Regions from separate parts of the Mus musculus genome. Here all the other regions are linked to region 1. Evidence: chromatin loops called from intact Hi-C (ENCODE). Cell type or tissue: heart. All regions are shown on one strand.

The links. Peaks named below come from ENCODE experiments on the same cell type or tissue, not always from the same donor. Only the 100,000 strongest peaks of a DNase experiment are listed, where the experiment ranks them.
Region 2: a loop joins it to region 1, with 2.5 times the contacts of the local background. A loop is called at or near these places in 7 of 42 quality-filtered maps.
Region 3: it touches region 1 in a loop (3-fold over the local background); 19 of 42 quality-filtered maps call a loop at or near these places.

What each region holds. Positions count from the first base shown.
Region 1 is chr6:35,249,216-35,257,215 of GRCm38, reverse strand. 1810058I24Rik (RIKEN cDNA 1810058I24 gene) reads right to left here and starts at 4,506. Exons shown (of 3, transcript NM_001384235.1): 1 at 4,434-4,506. The coding sequence starts at 4,448. In heart, CTCF peaks have their summits at 2,376 and 4,646 (motif pointing left); DNase peaks (open chromatin) are centred at 295, 4,035 and 4,515; H3K4me3 peaks cover 4,305 bases; H3K27ac peaks cover 5,179 bases.
Region 2 is chr6:35,535,598-35,543,597 of GRCm38, reverse strand. It overlaps Mtpn (myotrophin), which reads left to right and starts at 3,710. Exons shown (of 4, transcript NM_008098.4): 1 at 3,710-4,059. The coding sequence starts at 3,988. In heart, a CTCF peak has its summit at 3,801; a DNase peak (open chromatin) is centred at 3,707; H3K4me3 peaks cover 2,157 bases; H3K27ac peaks cover 1,220 bases.
Region 3 is chr6:35,376,838-35,384,837 of GRCm38, reverse strand. No RefSeq gene overlaps it. Among named protein-coding and RNA genes, the nearest start is that of Gm38789, 32 kb to the left of the region's middle. In heart, CTCF peaks have their summits at 3,697 (motif pointing left), 4,749 (motif pointing left) and 7,115 (motif pointing right); a DNase peak (open chromatin) is centred at 4,787; H3K4me3 peaks cover 915 bases; H3K27ac peaks cover 1,232 bases.

The DNA.
Region 1 (8,000 bases):
AAATTCCAGAGGTGCAAAATAGAACCAGTCCAATAAATGGAAGAGTCTGCGCATGAGGAGTCTACATTATTGTAAGTGTACCTATTTCTTTTAACACACAAACAGATTGGTCAACAATGCTTTATCCATTAACACTAAAAAGCTCTGCTAAAAGGCACAGCGCCTACTCCAAAACAGATGCATCTGCCATCCACTCAGGGCCTTCCCTTTCAGAAAGTTGTGTCTGGAGACCAGCAAATAAAACCGCAATGTTTATCTGGCACAGCTCCTGGCAAAACCTCAAAGCGGCTGACAAGTCCGAATGTGACTCATCAAACTGTATTTTCAAAAATAACACACCCAGGCCCAAGTTACTGATAAGGATTTAAGAATCTATTTTTAAAAAGGGTTGGAGAGATGGCTCAGCGACTCAGAGCTCATGCTACTCTTTCAGAGGATGCGAGCTCAGTCCTAGCACCCATACCAGGCAGCTCATGCCTACCCGCAACTCACCAGAGAACTCACACCTCTACCCTGAGCACAAGCACACTTAAAATAATAAAATCTTTTTTAAAAATTGTTAAGCAAATATAGGCTCATGCCAGCACTGAAAAGGAAACCTAAAAATGACATTTGGTTTATGGTAAAAGCATCTACAACTCAAAAAACTGTACATTAACTAACTAGAACTAATAAAAAGCTAAGTTGATAAAATATTTTAAAATGCTATTTATGTTTACCTGTATGGGTGTCCTGCCCACATGTATAATATAATGCCCACCACATGCGTGCAGTATGCACAGAGGCCAAAGAGAACATCAGAACCCCTAGGACTCGAGTTACAGATGTTGTGAGCCTCTATCAATGTACAGCAAATCAAACCCAGGTCCTTTGGAAGAGCGACCAGCGCTCTCAACAGCCGAGGCATCTCTTCAGCCATGGCAACAGCATTCTTAAATTCAGATTCAAAAGAAGAAATCAGAAGGCCTTCCAAGGAGGCATGTACACACACTACCATTTCTCTGTCTTAGTTTTTAAACTCAGTGTGAAGACTATCACCAAATGTTTAGTAGTTTAAAAAAAAACAACCCTACATTCTGTGTATTAAAGCAAAACCTTGCTAGGGCTAAAGCCCTTCACTGCTTCCTAGGAAAGCATGCTTTATATTCAGTAATACTGCTTAGAGAAGAAAAGAAGGAGAAAAAAAAACCTCCTTAATGTGCCAATATTCAACAGAAGTACATGAAATCTCTCTGGGAAAGGTGTACGGGTTTGCCTGCTCTAAAAGAAGCTGGAGCTACCTTGTAACCACTATCTTATAATCAACGGTAGTAATGAGGTGAAGAAGGAAGACCTAAAATTAATGAGGGGCTCCATCCCAGGACACCCCCCACACCAACATCTGTAGCTATTCAAGCAGGTCCTACAACTGCACGGGAGCCCCCCATGTCCTCCCATACACTCTAACCCTCTTGATCACTCATAAGACCTACTGTATGGAAGGCCTGCGGCAGTCTATCCCACTGCACTGCTCAGGAACGGCAAGGAAAAACTGTACACATACCATTGATGAGCAACTATCTGCTAATATTTATATTTTTCATATTCATTCATATTTATCTAATCCATGGTTAGTTAAATATGCGGATGGGCCCAGCAATATGCAGAGCTGAGTGCAAACGAAGTCACTCACTGCGTATTGACTAAGTCCCTTTATATCCCCAACCAAATCCTTTAGTAGTGGAGAGAAGTGGCAGTATGCCAGCCAGACTGGAGAACCCTGCTAGTTCACAGCCTGATCCTCACAAGCATGCACACGTGGAATAACCACTATTACTGCCCAGGCTTATGCTGGGGGAAACTGAGGCACGGAGCAAGTAAAGATCTTACTCGTGACTACACAGCAGGTCTGGCGTGGAAAAATGGCTCAGCAGGGTAACACCCTGCACCCGAGCCTGGCAACCTGAGCTCAACCCCCTAGACCCACATGAGGGAAGGAGAACCGGCTGCTGGAGGCTGTCCTCAGACTTCTTGCACGTGCAGGCCCTCACAGGAGAGGCACGCACAGTCATCAACAGATAAACGGATGCAATGTAACAAAGAAGATGCACCTACGGTATTACATGATTCTAAGAAAAGACTAGATAAACCGGTGAATGCATGAATACGAGAAAGAAATCAATGACTATGTCAACATTTCAAATGTGAGCGTTAAGTGTGGGGAAAGGACTGGGAAAGCAGGAAGGCAAACTCAATCCAGATGAGTAGAGGCTGAGAGAAAGGCAAAGGAAAGCCACTGACAGTTGATACTTGGGATCTGGAAGCACAGAGAAGGGGATTCAAGGTTGTCCTGGAAGCTGATGTGAAAGGTGCTGGCTTGGGGAGGAGCCCGTTCCCTAAGGGTGAGTTTAGGAAGCACAGCCAGCTCCGGACTTAAGCACTTCACAGGAACTAAGAGCAGAAGCAAGCAGCGGGAGACAAGATTAGAGACAGGGAGAGAGCCTCCCAGCTGCTACACCCAGATATGGTCCCCTCACTCCGCAATTCTGAGCTATCCCAGGACAGAACCCACACAGCACGGTGCACAGGCCCCAGCAGCTGAATGAGGGTGAGTTATGAGGAGGTGATGCTACTGGGCCCCAGGGGGAAGAGGAACAGAAACTGTAGCAGTGTTCAGGTGCCCTGACACTCACAGCAGTGCTCACAGTCCAATTCCCATCTAGGTGTTCCTTCAAAGAACTTCAGCCAAGCTAGGAGCAAGCTGTGGAGTGCGGTGTGGAAATAGGGGTAATGGGTAGACAAGCCACACAATCAAATGCAAGTTTTCAACTTAGGCAACATCTCAGAGGTTACAAAGTATTCAGCTGCCTTGCACCATCAAAGGGAAGAGCCTGGAATCTTTCCACCACACCCAAGCCTCTCCTATCAGTGGGAGGCCAGTTCCCATTTCTGATACCTTACAGAAGAGACAGGGCAGTATATCTCAACCACGATTTAGTGTTTACGTGTTCAACATCTTGGCTCCTTTTGAAACCTCATGAGGTGCAAACTGAAGCATAGAAAATTTAAATAACCTGGCCAACACCCACCCAACCCCACGTCCCCAACACACACACATACACACACACCTTGAGATTAAAGATAGGGTCTAAACTCTTAACCATTTAGAAAACAGTTGAAACGGCTAATGTAAAAAGCAAGATTTGCAGAAACTAGCAGTGTTTGACCAAGTTCCACAAGAGGAAAGTTGATTCCATCTCTGTACATCTGATTCCACTTTTCCCAACAAAAGCAATGAAGAGGAGACAGACCCAGGGCAAGAGAAGGAACATCAGTTACATCCTAGCTAAGCATCTAATGGTCGGCTTCAGCATCTCTCCATAAATGTTGAAAATTTTGAATTTTCCAATCAAAACCCATGTTTAAGTACAGAGCGCTAGTCCCGCACCAGGTAGCCTCATTCAGCAAAGCACTTAAAAGGTTAAGTGTAATCGATTTAATGTTCTCCCTGCTTATCAATGAACAGCAAATGCAGTGGAAGGGCCAATCCTATCACCTTACACTAGCTGGCTGATGCTGCTTTTAAAAGTGATTCCTAACAAGTAAATTACTGCTAATTACTCCTACCTCCTAAACTAAGGCCTAGTTAGGACACTAGAGAAACCCCAGAGGCAACTGAGTCTTTGTAGGGCAGTTTTATGTAAACAATACTCATTCTCGGAGCACCAGGTAGCCACTGACCGTGGGAAAGAAAGAAGATATCTGCTTTATTAGAATTCGAAGATGAAACGCTTTCATCTGAAAGTGTTTGAAAACTTTCATCTGAAAATTTGACTGGCAAGTTTCCTAGAATCCTCAACAGGCAATTTTAGAAATACTTGATTTTTGCCAGAAAAACGTGTTAACTCAAAAAGGAGACTTGAAAGGGTGTGGGGAGGGGCAGGTTTTTACAAGAGTTACTCGCAGGGCAGTCTGACTCACTCCTCAAAGCGGGCAATCTGTAAAGGTCTGAAGAGGGAGGGCACTGTGGATCTCTCGCTGCGACCTCGTGATGTGGCTGACTAATGCACGGCGTGTGAAAGGCACTCTGAGGCCTCAAATAAGCCGTATATAATAGATGGGGGTCTACGGGAAGTCGCGTGGAGAGGACAGGAGCCAAGTCATCTTGATGACTCCTCCGACCCAACTTACCGCGAAGATTTCGCCAAGAGCTCACAGTAAGTGGTTTTTTGAAAACGCAGTCATATCACTGACACCCCAAAGTTTTCGGAACTTGAAGGACTACATATAAACAAACCCAGGCAAAGACCCAAGGACTTAGGAGGAGGCCAGAGGAAAACTGCGCGAGCAAACCCGAGGGCGACGAGCCCCAACTGCAGAGCCGTGCACCGCCGACCCGGGACCCCGGGGGAACGAGGCGACCGCGAGGCCCGATCCTCCGAGGCCCCACTCACCAGGAACTGGAGCATGATGTCGGTGGGGAGGGCGAGGAGGGTGTGAGAGGTGCTCCAGCTCCAGCTCGGCTCCGGGACTCCTCCCCGGCGCGAGGGCGGAACCCGCTGCCAGGTTCCGGTTTACGCCCCGCCCCGCCCTGCCCCGCCCTCTCCATTCCCGGAAGCGACTCGCGGAGCCGCAGCGCCCTCTGACGGCCATCTCGGGAAGCAAGAGGGCGAGGTGCAAACCTAGGCCTCTTTGAACCAAAGCCTCCGGGTGACAAGGACGCTGGCAATTGTATTAATACAGTCAGACGTGGCTGTGTTACCTACTAAACCAGGGTGGGGGTGAGGTAGCGGGTGCCATGCCAAGTGAACAACTCACTCTCCTGGGAGCCTTTATGAAGTCCACACTAATCTCCACCACAGCCGACTCTCAGACGAAAAGGGGGAAAAGGTTCCATTTCACAAAAGCCCACAAGTGTGCTATGCAGCCTAGTTAAGGGTAGTCCTCAGCCACGTGATAGATGATGGAGAGAGGTCTGCGGAGTCTGGCACGACTGGATCCAAGTAGCGATTGCTGGCAGCCACCAGCAACCTATCTGAAGTTTACTTCCTCCTCAAGTGGAGCGCGAATCATCTACCATGCAGGAGCCAAAGATGAATCCACTCTTGTCCGGTCGCGCTGCTGGTCACCCACATACACAAGCACATCGAAACCACCCTTCTCATGTTGCTCTCAGTCTTTGGAATTGACCTTTATCTAGTTAAGGGGTACTCTGGCTTCAAATAACAGAAAAACAAATCAGCTGCGCCTAGTGGGGCTGTTAACCCTGGGACAATGGCAGAGGACTACTTAACATATCAAAGTGGACCTGGCCTCCTGGTCCTCGCCAGCATCCCTCAGTCCCGGCCTGTTACAGGGTGTGGCTGGCACATGCAGCCCTCTACCCTAAACTCACCAGTTCAGGGGCTGGGCTGCTTTTCCCGATGAGGCTTTTCCCTATATAATCCAGCCATTTTGGTTACCTGAACTGTGATGGTTTACATATGCTCGTCCCAGGGAGTGGCACTATTAGAAGGTGTGGCCTTGTTGGAGGAAATGTGTCACTGTGGGGATGGACTTGGAAATCTTCCTCCTAGCAGCTTGAGGATGCTCTCTGGCTTCCTTCAGATGAAGATGTAGAACTCTCAGCTCTGCCAGCACCATGCCTGCCTGGATACTGCCATGCTTCCACTTTGGTGACAATGGACTGAAACTCTGAACCTGTAAGCCAGCCCCAATTAAATGTTGTCATTTCTAAGAGTTGTCTTGGTCATGGTGTCTCCTCACAAAAGTAAAACCCTAACCAAGACCCGAACCTTTTGTTCCTTTGCCCTTTGGGCCCCTGTATCTCATTCTGCTGCCTCTCCCCTCCTCAAAAGAGGAAAATATCTCTCTCTCTCTCTCTCTCTCTCTCTCTCTCTCTCTCTCTCTCTCTCTCTCTCTCTCTCTCTCCCAGCTCAATCAAAGTCAAGTTCTTTGAGCTCCCAGATGTCCTTGCCTCTAGCTATGTCTCCCTTTCTTCTCCAACCAACTTTCTCCTCCACCATCCCTAGTCAAGCCCTCTCTCAGAATTTCCCTCCATTTCTGTGTTTCTCCATCCATCCACCTCATTACTTCTCTCCCTCCTCCCAACTCATCTGCTAAACTGACAAAAGAGCTGATTAGAGGGGAAAAAAATAGAATAAAACATAAAGATCACACACCACCAAGGGAAAGGTCAATAGGTTTGGCATACTAAAATGTATTTAAATTGAGAAAAAATAACCCAGTGTACTTTAATAGCTGCAGAGAAAGTGGGGTGAGGCATTCTGAATTTTTTATTTAATCACTTTTACCCCTAAAAAATAATAATAACACAATGCACTGGCTAGTTTCATGTCAGTCTGGTGCAAACTAGAGTTATCAGATAGAAAGGAGTCTCAATTGAGAAAATGTGTCTCCTCTAAGATCCAGCCCCAAGGCATTTTCTTAATTATTGATCAATTGATCAGTGGTGTCTCACGCCTTTAATCCCAGCACTCCGGAGGCAGAGGCAGGCGGATTTCTGAGTTCGAGGCCACCCTGGTCTACAAAGTGAGTTCCAGGACAGCCAGGGCTATGAGGACCTGAGTTCCGGTGCTGGGCAGCTAGACTGACAAATCTCTGAGGCTTGCTAGCCATCGAGCCTAGCCCAAAGCTGTGGATTCCAAGCCAGTGAGCGACCCTGTTTCAGAAAGTAGGATGCAGAGTATCTGAAGCGTGACATCTAAGGTGAACTAACCTCTGATCTCCACTTACACATACATACACATTTAACAATTGAGGTGTTATCAATGGTGTGACAAACGCAGGAGGAAACCTAGAATACATATCGGAGAAAGCACTATAGACAACTACTGATTGGACAAAAACGAGAGGCATCCATTGTACATTCCTCCCAGTTCTTCAGAAGATCCAACATTTTCAAAATAATGTGGGGAAAGTGGGATTTAGGAAAGGCTAAATTCACACCTTGTACAGTATAGATCATTATGAAGAGAACATACACTTCAGTTATACTGATTAACTGAGTGAAAATGAATTAAAGTCCTATCTTAACTTAGTCAGAAATAGAGAGCCTGCCCTTGAAATGCCAAAACTCTGTAAATCGATGTCTAAAAACTGATTCTCTCCCCTTTGTTTTGCACAGGAACACATAACATCTTCTCCCCATGTCTCCTGAATCCAGGCATCAGCAAGGCCTTCCTACCCATTACCCTCTGCTGCAGGATGTATATCAATTCTGGTCAGCTGTGCCACTGCTGCTGCCACCGCTGCCACCACCACTGTGTCCCTCCCTCCCGCACACTTTCCCACTGCCCTCTGACCTCTAAAGTTAGTCCCCTGCACTTCTGGAAGCACTGATGAGAAAATAAGGTAATGCTGGTGCAGTAAGATGGCTCAGTGCATAAAGACACTTGCCACCAAGCTCAAGAGCCCGCCCGGAATCCTCATGGTGAAAAGAACTGACTGCCCCGAGCTGTCCTCTGACCTTGCACAAGCTATGGTTTCCTTAGCTCTGCATCTCTCACAGGCTTACAAAATGCTCAGGCTTTGATAACTGGCAGGCTTACATTCAGTCATCTGTATGTGGGTGCTCTCTGCCACCATGCACATAGAGGACAACCTGCTGGAGCTAGTTCTCTCCCTCTACTATGTGTATTGCAAATCCAATCTCAGGGCATCAGCCTCAGCAGCAAGCCTTTTATGCACTGAGCTACCCTGCTGCCGGCCCAATGCTGTGTTCTTGGTGGCAGACAATGGCTGGATGGAGATCCATGTCGGTGGCAGAGCATCTGTCTACCAGGAGTGAGGCCTTAGGTTCATTCCAGGCCAGGGGAGTGGAGCGGCAGGCAAGAGGCTTGCACTTTGGATCCAGTTACAAGTCTCCCTAAGAGTGTGCTAGCTAACAGCTATTGTTTATCTGGTGGGCAGCAAATTACTTTCAAAATGCAACAATGGCCAAGACTTTTAATGAAGATGCTTAAAAGCTGTAGAAATCTTGTTTAAAGATTTAAAAACAA
Region 2 (8,000 bases), 290 kb before region 1:
CATTTTATTTTTAACTATGTGTGTGTGTGCATGTGTGTGTGTGTGTGTGTGTGTGTGTGTGTGTGTACACATGAGTGCCAGTGCCAGTGGAGAACAGAAGAGGGTATTGGATCCCTAGAGCTTGAGTTCTAGGCCATCCAATGTGGATGCTGGGAACCAAACTCCCTGCTCCAAGAACAGTACTCATCTTAACTACTGAGGTATCGCTTAGCTCACTTGCACGCTTATTTGCAAACTGGACAGTTATTTTCTAAGCTGATCTTTTCCTGTACTGTTTTGTGTAATTTATTTATCACTATTTACCAACATGGAGAGCTGGGTTCCATTTCCAGCCTCTTCCACTTCAGCCACAAGCATATGGATTGCATTATCTGCCTCCAGGCGTCCCCATGCCCTGAGAGTCTTTCCTAATCTTTTGCTCCTATGAACGTGAATCACCATTCTCACAGCTTCTGTCATTTCCTTTTCTATGTACTACCTGATTCCTAAGTCAAAGTTCACTGGCTTTATTCACTCCTTCCCCAAACTGGGAATTGTTTAACTAATCAAGACTGACTCAGTGCTGCTCCAGGAGTAAATATCCAAGTCTCAGTGGTTGAAACAACAAATTATCTCACTCATACTACATATTCATCAAAGGATGAGGCCATCTCTGAGCAAATGCTCTTTAAGGACCCCCGGCTGTCTATGTCATCCTTGTCTTGAATGTTGCCCATTGCTACAGCAGAAGGAAAAACTGGGTTCTAGAAAGTCTTGAACTAGACAGCCGAGTGATGACTAATGTCACTTGAATTCGCAGTAATAGGCCAAAATTAGTTACATGAAATCACTCGACTACAAAGAATTCAAGAAGAGCAATCCTCTCTTGCATACAGACAGACAAAAATCATCATTTATTGAATACCCACAAAGTCCTTTCAAAATAGGTAAATAAAAAAGATGAAAATTGAAAAAAATATGATATAGGATTGAAATAAGTAGTTTTAGAAGCCTCACTTAAAGGTAAAATTTGCATGTAGATCTCAAAGATTAAAAAGAAACAGCAAGATTTAAAAGAGAATCTTAAACAGGAAATAAGATACATAGAAGCCATAGGCTGGCTTTTTCTGAAAATGACAGAAGGTAAGATATGTGGAAACTCGAGAAGCAGTGGTTAAGGGAATGTCGTGGGTTAGGATTGCCCAGGGGAGATTACAGAGGGCCCTGATCTGATGGACAAACAGAACATATATTAGGAACCTACTAAACGCTTAGAACAAGGAGTGGATGCTCTGTTTGTGCTTAAAACAGTGAAAAATCAGAATGGTGAGAAATCACCTGGAACACAGTGAAAATAAAAATGAGATTGGCCAAAAGGCCAGCTCTGTCTGCTCGGGTGACTGTAGGGATCAATAATGAACTCTACAGGAAGTCAACCAACTTTGAAGTATGTCGAGGGCCTTTGACAGTTGGGTTAGGAAAAAGTTGGGAATAGCTGGAGCTATTGTGATGTTCATGTTTCTGGTTTGGGTGACTGGGTGGTCAGTGAAGCTATTTATAGAACCATGGGGTATGTAGAGTTAGCTAAGTTTCGAATCTATAAAACAAGATATAATATACTTAAATATACTAAGCTTAAGACACTCAAATGAAATGCTGACGGTAAGAGTAGGTCACATGGGGATAGTCTTGCTTAGTGCTGAACCAAGACCTGCCATGTCCTATAACTTGGACATCACTGGGGTAGGTTTGTGAGGAACCAAACTTCACCTCACATTTTTTTTTTGAACTGAAGTTTCCTTCCAGAAAGGTGTCGATTTGTATTCTCAACCGTCAGAATTAAATACAGTAACAATGTAAGCTGCTTTTAACTATTCAGAGTTTTTGTGTGTGTGTGTGTGTGAAGTCTTTATCTATTGCTGTTCAATGATAACAAATGTGTACTCACCAGACAGCATCATTTTGCTACAAAATTTTAAGAAAAAGGGTTAAACAACTTGCTGGTCAGAACACAAAACCAGCCAGAGTATGCCCAATACTTTAAAACTATTAAACTCCACCGTATGCTTCCAACCTCTGTATTTTGTGGTGCAGAAATAAATTAGTTTGGTTTATTTGTTTACCGAATAATGAATAATAGCCTATATACATAATAGTTCTAGTAGGAATTTTTTCTCAGTGTTCTTGGGTATATACATAAATTTGAATCATTAGGATTGTAAGATAGAATTCACCAGGTGGTTGAATTCTAAGATGTTTCAGCCAAATTCTAAGAACAAAACTGGCTTCAGAAAAACAGTTCTGTTTGCTACAAATCAAATAAAAAGTGAGTGCTTCTTAAACCACACAAATTTTTAATGATGCTACGCATGTTTGTTAGCGGTCATTTGTTGGTCAGGAAAAGCTCCTAGTTTTTAATTGCCATCACACACTTAAGTATTTTCCACCATAGAAAGTAAATGTACATAATTCACGTTGTTGAGTTGGCAAGATGGCTCAACCAGGAAAGATGCTTGTGACAAAGCCCGATGGTGACCTAAATTCAGTCACTAGGACCTACATAAGAGTACTCTCCCACAAGTTGTCCTCTGAGTTTACACGTATGCACACTCATGCCCACATCAGTGCATCTGTACACAAGCACGTACGTATGCAATTAAAAAGAAATAAACCTACTGACACCGTTGTCTCAACTACGTGTTGAAGATTTCCTTCTGAGAAAAAAAAAGTTTTATTCTTTCCTTTTTATTTCCTTCTGGTGGATGTCCCAAAGAAACTGCATGGTTGAGGAAAGGGAGAAGAAAGGCCAAGAGTGGTAGTGGGAGAGAGAGGAGAAAAGACCAAGGGAGAGAGCCCCACCCAGCCACTGATGTATGAGAATAGGAATAGAGTTTGATGCCTAAAGGTAAAACAAACCAGTAGGTCCCACACGTATGCACTCAACAGGAAGCGCTAAGTGGGTTCAGAGAGCTCAACACAAGACCCGAGCACTGCTGCAGAGATGGCTCAGAGGTTAAGAGCACTGGCTGCTCTCGCAGAGGAGCCCGGCTTGGTTCCCAGCATGGCCCATATGAAGGCTCACCGCTGTCTGTATCTCTAGCTCTCTCAGATTTTATGCTTCCTCTTGCCTCTTCGGGCACTCGCACACATTGGTTCACATAAATGTATATATTCTGTCAAAACTATCATACACGTAAATGAAAATTTGGTTTTTGGTTTTTTGTTTTTGGTTTTGTTTTAAGAAGAGAGGTCACATAAAGTTGTGAAGGAAAAGTAGTGGTGAAGTGGAGAAGGGATTCAGGAATGAATTTGTTCAAAACATACTATATGCATAGATGAAAGTCTCAATAAAAATGTTTTGAGAGTGGGTTGGTTTTTTGTTTTTCCTCTTTTACTAGTTTAAAGTGGGATAGTAAGAGAGAGAGAATCTAAACACATTATTATTATTATTATTATTATTATTATTATTATTATTATTATTAGTTATTTTTAGAATTATTAGAAAGTGAGCCCTGGAAACTAACGTTCCCCTCTGTCGTGGAACTGGAGTGTCCTACTCCCATCCAACACCTCCCCAGGTTCAGCCCCTGATTTTCCTGACCTCCAGGAACATTCTACTCAGCCTCACGGCCCCGCCCATTGGAACCACGCCTCTACTCTGCCTTGGCCGGCCAGGATAATGCGCCTGCGCAAAAGTGGCTCTCCTGAGGTAAGCAGTCGGGGCGGGGTCCCGAGCAGAGCTTTCTGGAGAGAGGAAGAGGAAGAGGAAGTGGGAGGCGGGCCCTAGCGGGGCGTGAACCGGAAGTGTAAGCGTCCTGCTTCTCCTCAGCTAGGCGGAACCTGCTCTGCTGGGCCCAACGGCTGCAGAAGAACTTTCTCCCGCCCGAACCGTAGCCGCGACCCGCAGTCTCGCCCGCTCAGCGGCCTGAGGCGCGTCGCTTTCTCGTGTCCCCTCGTCGGGCCTAATCGCCGCTCCTGCCCGGCCCGCCGGCCCACCCCGCTGCAGTCATGTGCGACAAGGAGTTCATGTGGGCCCTGAAAAACGGAGACTTGGATGAGGTGAAGGACTATGTGGCTAAGGTGAGCGGGGATGCGCGGCGCTGATGCTGCGCTGCGGCGGGGTGGGTGGTCGTGAAGCCCAGGGCGTGGGGGACACCGGGAGCTGGGCCAGCTTGGGAGACTCGTGGACGCCGCAGGGCCTGGATCTGGGTGGCTCCTCGGTGCCAGGTAACCGCTGTGTTGTTGCTAAGGCGGCTGTGGCCTGTCCCAGCCCCGCAGGTAACGGGCGCCTGGTTGTCTCCCTCGATCGGCACGGGCCGGCCCTCTAATACCCCGGGTACTGCAATCTTTGAATGAGGCATTTCTCCATCTTGGCCTCGCACCGGGTTCCTGAGAAGGAAACCCGAGCAGTTCGAATCGGGAACGATTTCCTGAACGTGCGGCCTGGTGGAGATGGGGAGGATTCAGAGGATCCGTCACCCGTGAAATGAGCTGCCCCAAAATAGCCATAGTTAAATTTCTGAAACTTGGTGTCACTTCGCTCTGAAAGTCTTTAACTTGGGTGTGGCCTTTTTCCTCTCCACCACCACCACATAATATGTGTATGTGTGTGTATCGTTTGCTTCGAGTGGTAAGGTTGCCATTTGGCATCTGGGGTGTTGGGAAATCGGAGTAGTTTTCAAAAAGCCTTTTAACTTGGGGTACTCCATTATTTCATCTGAAGTCCGCGCGCGTGTGTAGTAAATAGTACTGCAGTCTGATCACGCTATGTTTGGGATATGGTTAAGAAACCCAAATTCAAAACCATACTTGGAGGTACTTGGAAAGTTCTGACCTGGCCTGCCTTTGGGTCTTAAATTGCTCCTTTTGTAATTGTAAGGAGAACTTCTATAGTTTTATTATTATTATTATTATTATTATTATTATTTTCCGAAAGTAGAATTTTGTGACAACTGTGAACATCTTGGTCCTCTTCAAAAAGTGTGAGCCTGCGGTCAAGATTTTAAATCTTAAAAGGTGTGAGCGGTGGCATCCTGCCTCACAGGACTTGTTTTAGGAAACAGGCAGAAGCAGGTTGATTGGTTGGTTAGTTTGTTTGTTTTTAACTACAGGATTGTACAAGGATGATAGTTTTTTCTCCACTTGATGCCTTATAATTTAGACTTTTCACATGTATTTGATCTGCTTAGTTGATTGTAATGGATGTTTAAGGCAAGCTACCTTCTGACTACCTTAGCTAGTAACAAATAGAAACCTGAACTACCGTCTCTTCAATGTAGAGTTATAGAAAAATACATCAACCAGTAGTGGAACAACACACGATTGTCTCAAAGTGAGTGGCTCTTGTTTTTCCAGCCCCTGCTCAAACATAGGGGATTTAAAATACAAAACATTAATAAAGAATTTACAGTTACAAAAATAACATGCATGAAATTGTTTCTGTTGTCAATATGTTAACTTACAACTTCATGACTGAACCATTCATCCAAAGTGGAAATTGGGTGATTGTCCTGCATAGCTGAGGTTTATCAAGACTACCTTGCTTCACTCTCCAGTCTCAGCATGACTTGAAGTTAGTTGCTGCTGTTTCCTATTCCCCACCCCACCCCACCCCACCCCCTGTATTTTCTTGATTTGGTTTGCCCACCCCCATCCTGGTCATCTTCAATAGTTAGCTGAAGGGATCAGTGTTTATTTTAAGCATATTTTTTTTCTCAGTGAACTTCCTTCTCTAACTTGATGATAGATGCTTTTGACTCTATATCACTTCCAACTCTATCTTTTGGTCTACTGGGACATTGTGTTGTGTTGAACAATTCTTTTTCTTCCCTATCTGAAAGCTGTACTCCAGACCCTCACTTGTATTTCTTTAAGTAGCTTTGTCCATGTACGCTTACATTTGACCAAGTAAGCTTCACCAGTTAGCCTCCAAGCTCATGAATTCATGTTTGTCCTCTTAACCTAAATATCACCTCTTCCAAAAACAAACAAAAACCAAAACCCAAAACAAACAAGCAAACAAAAACTCCCAACACCTCACCTTGAAAGGAAGTGAAGCTTCTTATCCTGTTTCTCATTGTGATTTTGCAGAGTATCTGTTCTTCATTAGGCCCAGAGCCTCTGGACAGTAAATGCTCTGTTCTTTTAAATCTTAATATCTCCAGTATAACCCTATAACACATTAAAAGCATATGTTCTTAGTAAGAACGTCTTTCCTTACTGTGATTTTTAGCTATGATTTCAATAAACTAAACTAGTTATATAAAAGTAATTGCCGGGCATGGTGGCGCATGCCTTTAATCCCAACACTCAGGAGGCAGACAGAGGCAGCCTGGTCTACAAAGTGAGTTCTAGGACAGCCAGGGCTACACAGAAAAAAAAAAAAAAAGTAATTGCCATTCATTGGCTCTTAAGTTTTGGAGGAGTTAAGTAGTTGGACAAGGTTGCCAACTAGCCCAACTTGGATTTAAACCAAAGATTGTCAGAATCTAAAGCATATATTTAAAATAAAATAAAATAAAATAAAATGATCAGTCTGCTTTGAAGTAGTTATGTTTTGTTTTGTTTTCTATTTTCTTGGCTAAGGCTTAGAGTCAACCCATTAAGAAAATAAGAGGCTTGCTGAAAGAACTTAGTCCTAACTATGAATGAAGACAGTTTAGACATAATTAGCATAAAGACAAATAAATCTGGTAAGCCTAAATTCTCACCAAATTATCTGGTTCAGTGTGTGTCTATAAGGCCTGTGGAAATTTTTTTAAATCGTAGTCTTATTATTTATGTGTGTAATTGTGATCCTGAACAACAATCCAGAAAAAGGTAATATTGTGTCTGTCTGTTGGCTTTCAGAGAAAAACATGGGTAAATTACTGAGATTTCTGTTCATAATTGCTTTAAAAAAGAATGTTTTTAACATTTTATATATTTGACCATTGTAATATAATATACAGGTGTTGTTTAATTCTTATCAAGTCAACCCATGAGTGTAATTTTAAACATTTTATAGGTAAAGATTTTACCCAAGGTCTTGAAGCTGTCAAGTGGATGGTAGGTCTGAAATTTGAACTCACTTTCACAGGCTTTCCGAAGTCCTTGCTGTTAACCTCTTAACATACTCTTGGCCTTCATTGCTAAACACTCTCAGATAGCAAAAGGGGTATATTGCTACTGTGTATATAAAAATTAAAGATTGGGGCAAGATCATAATGGTCCCTTGACTATTTAGAGATAAGACTACCATAGCCTTTGAGGATCCAAGGTTCCTTCTTGGGACTGCTTGTGAGTTGTGTTGGTGGGTCGCCCTTAAACTCTCCAGCCGCTCTACTACGTGTACTCTCTTGTTTACGTGTACTTCTGTTTCACTGGCTGGGAAACACTATACATTAGGCCGCTAACTTCCCTTTCTCTGTGGTTTCTCTCCAACCCCATTCTAATTACATCTGCCTTGACACGTTAATAGGCTTGGAAAGCAACAGTTGTGCACCATGTGAAAGGTAGTAGGATATATCGAATCCAAGAAAGTATCAAGTTTAATCTTTAGAAATTGCAAGCTTACTGGGATCTTTTTTCACTTTTTCTTTAAAAAAAAAAAATGTAGCCATTTTTAAAATGGTCTAGATTCAGTCATCTTGCATTTATTGTTTTATGTCATTTTTGTTTACTTTTTAAAAAAATGTTTTTAAACTAGCATGTTTTGCTGATAAAACTTAATCACTTTGTTGTTCTTTTTACAGCCTGCCAGGAGCGCTGTAAGAAAGCTTATATCAGCCTATGGGAAATGGAGGTGTTATCAGTAAACTCAGAAAATTTAGTACAGTATAAGTGCTCATCTTTCTATTATAGGTTGTCTTTTTTCCTCTGATGAAATAATAACAAAGGATCTTTGAACAAAAATATACAGAAGACAAAAATTACTTTATAATCCTACTATCCTAATAATTTTAAGAAGTAAAATTAGGGGCTTAGGGAGGTGGCCTAGTGGGCAAAACACTTCTTGCCCAAGCTTGAATACTGGAGCTCAT
Region 3 (8,000 bases), 130 kb before region 1:
TTGTTGGGAATTGAATTTTTAGGACCTGTGCTCGCTCTAGTCGTTCCTGCTCTCTTTGGTCGGCCCTGCTCGCTCAGTCCCTGCTCCCTCCTTCCTAAAGATTTATTTTTTTATTGTACATAAGTACACTGTAGCTGTCTTCAGACACGCCAGAAGAAGGCATCAGATCTCATTATGGGTGGTCGAGAGTCACCATGTGGTTGCTGGGATTTGAACTCAGGACCTTTGGAAAAGCAGTCAGTGCTCTTACCCGCTGAGCCATCTAGCAAGCTCTGAAGGAAACATTTCTGACTTGCAACTTCCAAGGTACCATCTTCATATCCAGGTTTGGGGCAGGGGTGTGTGTGTGTGTGTGTGTGTGTGTGTGTGTGTGTAGAATCACATTATTATACAGACTAGTACTTGCTTCCTTTCCTCGGTCCCCTCTGGCCTTAGAGAGTAGGAAAGAAGAGAGCACACTCTTTAGTGACTGCTCCTGTAGCTCTGAGCTGACCACTCCACAAGATTGTCTAGATTCCCCACCCTTGGCTTTCCCCCATGGAAACTGACACTGGAGCATGAGAACACTGTGACCCATGTCACGTCTGATTATGACTAGTCTCAGTTCTAAAACAGGCAAGCTTAGCATGTTCTAGAGTTACCAACAAGGCTAAGATGAGGGCTAAGTAGGAACTGGGCAGATGAGTAGACTCTGCTAGTGTAGGTGGGGTGGCTGGCAAGGGACCTGTTCCCAGCTGGAAGGGGCCAGTGCTTGGAATACACCCAAGTGTGTGAACAGGCTGAAGCGCTAGGGCAGTGGTTCTCAACCTGTGGGTCACAGCCCCCTTGGGGATTGCATATCAGATATTTATGTTATTATTCATAACAATAGCAAAATTACAGTTATGAAGTAGGAACAAAATAATGTTATGGCTGAGAGGTCAGCACGAGATGAGGAGCTGCATTACAGGGCCACAGCTTTAGAACGGTTGAGAACCACTGCTCTAGGGAGTAGCAGAAGACGGACTGGACAACCAGGACAGGACAGAGCATAGCCAATAAAACATCAGACTGAGTTTAAGCTCAGCCCCAAAGGCCATGCAGAGCTACCATATCCTTGAGCAAGGGACAGAAAGTTTAGGAAGGAGCTAGTGTTTGAAGGAAATAAGTTTAGCTGTGCCTGGCAGGATGGAGTGGGCTGGATACAAGGAACGCTTTCATATCATCAATATTGGTGCAATAATCAAGCCACCATAGCCCTGGATGGTAAACTTGAGTTTCACATAGACAGATGTGCCATGCATGATAGCCCCCAAATCTAGAATTGTGCCTCCCATACAGTAGTTGCTCACTGTGTTAACTAAATAAAGCTTAGTTAGTAATGGAGCCATCGAGGCTCACAGTGTCCCTTCCCCTATTCTTAGAGATCTTTCTCCACCACACATACTACACAGCCATGATTTCCTGCTTGCTTTTACACTAAAATGAGTCATCAAACCCTCTCAATACTATCGCAGTCCTCTCCCACTAGCCAGGACAGGAAGAGGAGGGAGGGGGCCGACTTGATGCCATCCAGAGTCTCAACAGTAAGACTGGCCTTTATGGTGTTCCAATCCAATGCCATAGGCCAGAAATAATGACCAGCATTTGGAATCCCAGCTCTACACTAGGCCAAGACAGAAGGATTGGGAGCCCAAGGCCGTCCTAGATACCATGACAAGACCCCCTTCCTCAAAACAAAGAGCAATCTCAATGCCAGCTTCAGCACGTATGGTCACAGTGTTGCTACCCAACAGCCACCGCAGCACTACGGGGTCCTTCAACTGTAAACAGTTACTTTTGTTCATGAGCTGAAGGATGGGTTGCTCCACGCTGCTGATCTGAGCAGCCCCACTCCTGTTTCTAGTCATCACTGTGTCCTTGCAAAGTCACCTCTATGCTGATCCGGTTTGGTGACCACACCAGACTCTGGGTCACCGAGTCAGGGTAGACTGGGACAGAGCATTACAGGGCAAAAGGTGAGATTTACAGAAGCCATTCCTGGGCCACTGATGGTGTCAGTCTTCTACAGACACTGAAAGGGAAAAGGCTATAAGAGACTGAAATGCCAAAAGCAGATCAAGATCGTGAATTGAGAAGGGGAACTTCATGGTAGAATTAGGAAAGGGTTGGTAGAACTGGTCATCAGAGAAGGCAGCCTTTCGCAGAAGGATGTATGTGTTACTAGTGGACCTAGTGACTTATTCTCAAAGTGCCCATGCCTGAAAACACTTGGACAGAGAATGGCTGAAAGCCTCCCTGTTTTCTTCTTCACTGTCAACAACCACAAATACTTTATTTCCCATGCCATTTTCCTTCGGCATTCAAACACAATCTGATCACCTTGTATAAACACACACTTGACCTTATGTGCCTCTCCAGATACCGACATTCTCTATTTTATTTAGAGAATGCAAACAAAAAAGAAAAACAAAAAAAGGGAGGAAAAGATATTGGTGTCCTGACATGGTTGTTTCCTTCAAAGCAGTTCGGGGCCATGACCGTCTGGGGAGGATGTTGGCCTTGCCACAGTTTGTGAGGCTAAAAGATGAAGCCACTGTGCAATATGCTACTCTTGATTCAGGTGTGGAATAAAAAACAATCCCAGCAGCTCGCAGCCTGCTCAGAACTGAGCAGGAAGAACAGCACTGCTTCAACCGAAAACCCCATAGCCCACTTTCCAATCCTCGTACCTATAAAAGCAGGGTACAAAGAGCATAGCTGAGGGGCTCAGGGAGGGCTCCCGGCTTCCTGGGGAGGGGACTGGATCTGTAGCGTTGGGTGCCGCAGAGGAAATGTCCAGGAACCCAGGCCATTGGCGTCTGAGGAAAATGGAAGCCCCTAAGCAAAGGTATGCGGCCTGGGAAGACTGTCAAAGCAGGGCTGAATATGTATGAGCAGAAGAGGAAACTGAGGCACCACCAGTAGCAGCTGAACCAGTAGGTAACCATGGAAGTGCAAGCTACAGGGCCATCAGCCAACCCAGCCTAGGTTGGGTGCTGGTATGGGGCGGCGCTTAAGGGAGGGAAAGTTAGTGTGTGTGACCAAAGTGGTTTGAAAGAGAAAGCTTGTGTTTGGGCCAAGACCCACTCCAGAAAATGCCAATGACCTAAAGTGGGTAGACAGGCGCTCAAATCTGTACCAAGCTGCCAGGGTGGCAAGCTTCCTCTTTACAGCCCTTAGAATTCACAGGGTTTTACTGTCAGTGTGGATCAGTGGTGTGTAGATGATGTGGAAAGTGTCCCAAGCAGGAGGGACAAGGCAGTCCAAGAACTCAGCATCTATAAAGGAGTCTCAGCCATCTCCTATGTCTTCCATCTGGACCATGAAGAGCGATTTGGTCACATCCTAGAGCTTCAGGGTCAATCTTAATATCCCCCCAACACCCTTAGTCTCCAAACACAAGACTCCCGGCTGAGCTGGGTGTATTTCTACTCCCTTCCCCTCCCCTACACTGGCAATAATTAATGCTGACACAAATGGCCACAGAAGACACATTCCTAAGGCTGTGGACCACTGATTTTGACCTTAATGTTGCTCTTCTCAAGCTAACTGCCCAAATGCAATGGATTAGAGCAGGCAAACAGAAGCCAGCCCTCAGGCAGCTGGCTCAACGTTTAGTACCTCTCCCCTTTCGCAAGTTTCCTTTCTCCTGGGAAGAGAGTGCCATCTAGTGGGCAATTAGTGAACTTACATATGCCACTCCACTTTTTTCCGTTCTTCCTTTCTTTTTTAAGTTATTTTATTTATTTATATTCCAGTCGTTGACCTCCTCCCCCACCCCCCCGTCCCTCCGACCCACCATTCCTCATCCTATTCCTCCTCCCACTTGCCTCCCAGAGGGTGCTCCCAACCTCCAGCAGGCCTCCCCCTTCCCTGGGTCCTCAAGTCTCTTGGAGGAGTAAGTGCATCTTCTCCCACTGAGGCCAGACCAGGCAGACCTCCGCTGTATATGTGCCAGGGGCCTCAGACCTGGCTGTGTATGCTCCTGGTTGGTGGCTCCGTCTCTGGGAGCTCCCTGGGTTCTGTGTTAGTCGAGTCTGCTGGTCTTCCTATGAGGTCGCCCTCCCTTTCAGATTCTTCAATCTTTCCTTTAATTCAACCTTAATTCAGTCCAATGGTTGGGTGTAATTATCTGCCTCTGTCTCGATCAGCTGCTGGTAGAGCCTCTCAGAAGACAGGTATGCCAGGCATATGCAAAGACCTGATTTCATCCTTGAAGCGACTCTGTAACCATCTACTACCAGTAGTTAAGAGCACTGGCTGCTCTTCCAGAGGACCTGGGCACAATTCCTCAGCACCCTCATGACTCTATACAACTATCTAGAACTCCAGTTCCAGGGGATCTGTAGGCACCAGGCATGTATGTGGTGTACAGAAATACATTCAGGCAAAATAACCATACACACACACACACACACACACACAAATAATAAGTAATAGTAGTAGTAATAATAATAGGAATAATAATAACAGCAACAATAATATTTTTTTAATTAAAGAAAGGGGAACTGGGTGGAATTGTTTTCTTTCCGCTGTGTGTGGTATAATAAATGTGCTTCCATCCACCCAGAAATGCAACTCCTTGCCCATTGCAAGGACAGCATGTGGGCCCTGCCTGAGGAGGGAAGGAGGGAGTTCCTAAGCTGAGAGAGTCAGCAAGCTGGAACACTCAAGGCTGAGAAAGACAAGTTAAGGGTTTTGACAGATAGGAGGCACTGTTCTGCTAGAGACTGAAGAGGGTGACCCAAGGGCGCCACCTGCTGCCGGCAACCAGCGCGAGGCCCCTCCCGCTTTCACTATGGGTCGCTCTGGTTCCCTTGTTTGCTTTGCTCTGATTCGATGTTCAAAGGCAGTGGGGGGTTGTTGATGTTTTGGATGAAGAATGGGCCTTCTGAGAAACAGAATTCTTCCAGCCTAGACTGTAAGGGATCGCGAACAGGGAAGCAACGTTCGGGGTATGCCCCCTTAGCAAGAAACCATGTGAATTTTTTTTTTCTTTTTCTGGTTTTCTTTGTGACTGTGCTGGAGCTCCAACCCAGAGCTTTGTGCTCTTGCACTCAACCACCGAGCCACACTCCCAGCTCCTTGCTTTTTAAGACAGAGCCTCATTATGTAGCTGAAGACGGGAGACAGAGGCAGGGGGTGGCAGGTTACAGAACCTAACAGCTGGCTAGACCATGTCATGTTAATCAATCTCAGCCTGACAAAGGCAATGTATTTTCTTTGGAGTCATCTAGGTGAGAGGAGGCAGATAGCTCAGAGACCCCAATCCTTTCTCTGTCTACTGTCCCTGAGAGGCAATGAAGACTAAAGCTTGCAAAACAGTCTGCCTTGAGTATAGTTCTGCATGCGTATGCCAAACCTCGGGCCAGATGTGCTAGCTCCTGGCTGGTCATCATCACCTTTTCAAAGATAGGTACGTTTTTAGCCAGCCTACTTATAGCAGTGCTAATTGTGGGCCACAAGCTTTCCAATATAGTAGCAGGCAGGGTGAGTAATGGGATTTTGATCTTAAGAAGGCTAAGTTTCCACATCTAAGTAGCTGTGGTATGCTGGAACAAAGAACTTATTTTTGCCTTCCAAGGTAAGCCAGAGCCAAGAAAGCAGACTGCTGGGGGCTATGCAAGTTGACACATGCTCCTTAGCCCAGAAGCTAGAAAGGGCAGAGCGGTCATTCGGGGAGGTGAGTGTTGACCCTGCCACCTATCCTCACTTCATTAGGCTGGGATGAGTCTCTCACCAGAGTCTCTACTGCTCTCAGAGATACTGGGGCTGTTGACATTGGCCCGAAACCACCCACAGACTCCTCGGCCTTGCGACTTTCCTTTCTACAAATGCCAGGATTCCCTGTGTTTGCTGAGTTTTCTGTTTCTTGTCCAAAAGCTTGGGTGTCTGTGTGCTAAATACACACATATGCCGGATTCTCTCTGGGGCCAAATGTTTGGATGACACAACACTGGGAAAGAACATCCACACGGTTGAGTTTTTCCCTTAGATAGCTATTTGGCGCTGGGTAAAGATGGTTACTTTTTAATAATAAACCCTCTAAGAATGGCCAGGCTGGCTAGTGGCAGGATGGTGCTACACAGAAACTACTTCCTATTTCTCAAGCTGGTGAACATTGTCACAGGTTCTGTTCTGAGGTTCTTCATTCCAGAGAGTCACAGGAGGTAGAGCCCTATGGCCAGCGTAAGAATGCAGCTGCAGGGCTGAGGTCAGCTCAGGTTGACCTGATGCCACCAAAGGAGAAGGAGATCAAAGGAAGAGTAAACTGTAAAGAGCATTTAAAGCGAAGCCAGGGAGACCCAGATCCTACTGCCCAAAGTACAGCCAACGCAGTTAAAGATCAAGGAATAATCACTCAAAGATGCTAAGAAGGATAGATTCCAAGATGGTTCCTGTGACTGGGGCTAAAGTGCTGGGCCTTGGCCACAGCAGACCCACTACAGTGCTGGTCAGAAGACCCAGCTGTAGAAAGGACCCCCATGTCAGCCCTGGGTCTTCTGGGTCTCTATAAGAACAGCTTTCTTGGGGGACTCTGTCCCAGACCCCAACAACTGCCAAGATGAACTGCAATCAGCTCTGTCTCCATTTAACATGAACGAATATGTTCCTCAGTATCATCTAAGTCAGTGCTCCAAGTCCCAACCCCTTGAATGAAGAGGGAAATAAAAAATAAATTAGCATGACACTGGTTGGGAGGAGGAGGGACTTAGCACAAGTGAAAGGGGGTGAGACAGGAAAGGGGACAGTGACTATGTGGGAAGCACATGTATGAAAATGCCATGAACCTTTGGGATAGCATTGAAAATGTAAATGAGTAAAATACCTAATAAAAAATAAAATAGTTCGACAAAAAAAAAAAAAGAAAAAGAAAATGCCATGAATATGTGGGAAGTCATTATGCACATGTATGAAAATGCCATGAAGAAGCCATGGGTTGGTTGGTTTGCTTGCTTGCTTCCTTGGTAAATATAAATATAAATATAATATTTTTGATGTATGTATGTATGTATTATGTATGTAATGTTCTGCTTGCATGTATGCCTGTGCACCATGTGTGTGTAGTGCCCAGTGAGGCCGAAAGAGGGCACTGTATCCCATGGAACTGGACTATAAACATCTGTGAACTATCATGTTATCATATGGGTAGTGGGAATCAAACCTAGGTGCTCGAGAAGAACACGTGCTCTTAACTACTGAGGAATTCCTCCATGAAGCTCACTGTCTTTTTATATATAATTAACATATGCTAACTAAACATTTAAATTAATAAATTGGTGCCCCAGAGAATAACCCCTACTAAGCTGCCGAGCCTGGAGGAGGTAAAGACGGAAATGTAGTCCAGTGTGGAAACAGTACAGCAAACACTTCGCATTATAGTCCTTAGGTTCAGGGTTCAAATCCCAGTTTCTACAACGTAATCAATGTTTGGGCACAAGAAACTGGCCTACTCTGAGAAACGTGCTGAGCTTCCAAAATGGTTCATTACTGAGTGAAAAGAATGTCCTATGAATGATGGCAAGCCTAGTGACATCACTGGCTTCAGGGGAACATCGTGTTCTCAAAAGACAGGACAGCAGCTCCTCTCTGGCCTTGGGGAGTGCTGTGACATATCATATGCTTTGCAAATGGTAAGACACTCCGGTGTCAGGCATGGTGTTGTCTGTATTTCTAAAACACTGAGAGGGAAACTCCAAAAGGAGTTTTTATTGAGCACCAGGAAAGTACAGTGTTTATGTTGTTCGAGTTGCTGTGAATTTCCAACGTTCTGGCTGAGTTTGCTTGAGGAGCCACATTGCTGGGTGCTTTAGGAGAAACTAGCCATGGTCTCTGCTCCTTGGAGAAGCTTCTAATCTTGGCTGGAAGAGAAGCCGGGTGCTTACTGTTGCATGTGAAGAGTGTGTTTGGGTGGAAATCAATATAAGAATACCCGAGTATGTATGGAGAAAGGGGTCTTTGCATCTGAACGAGAGACC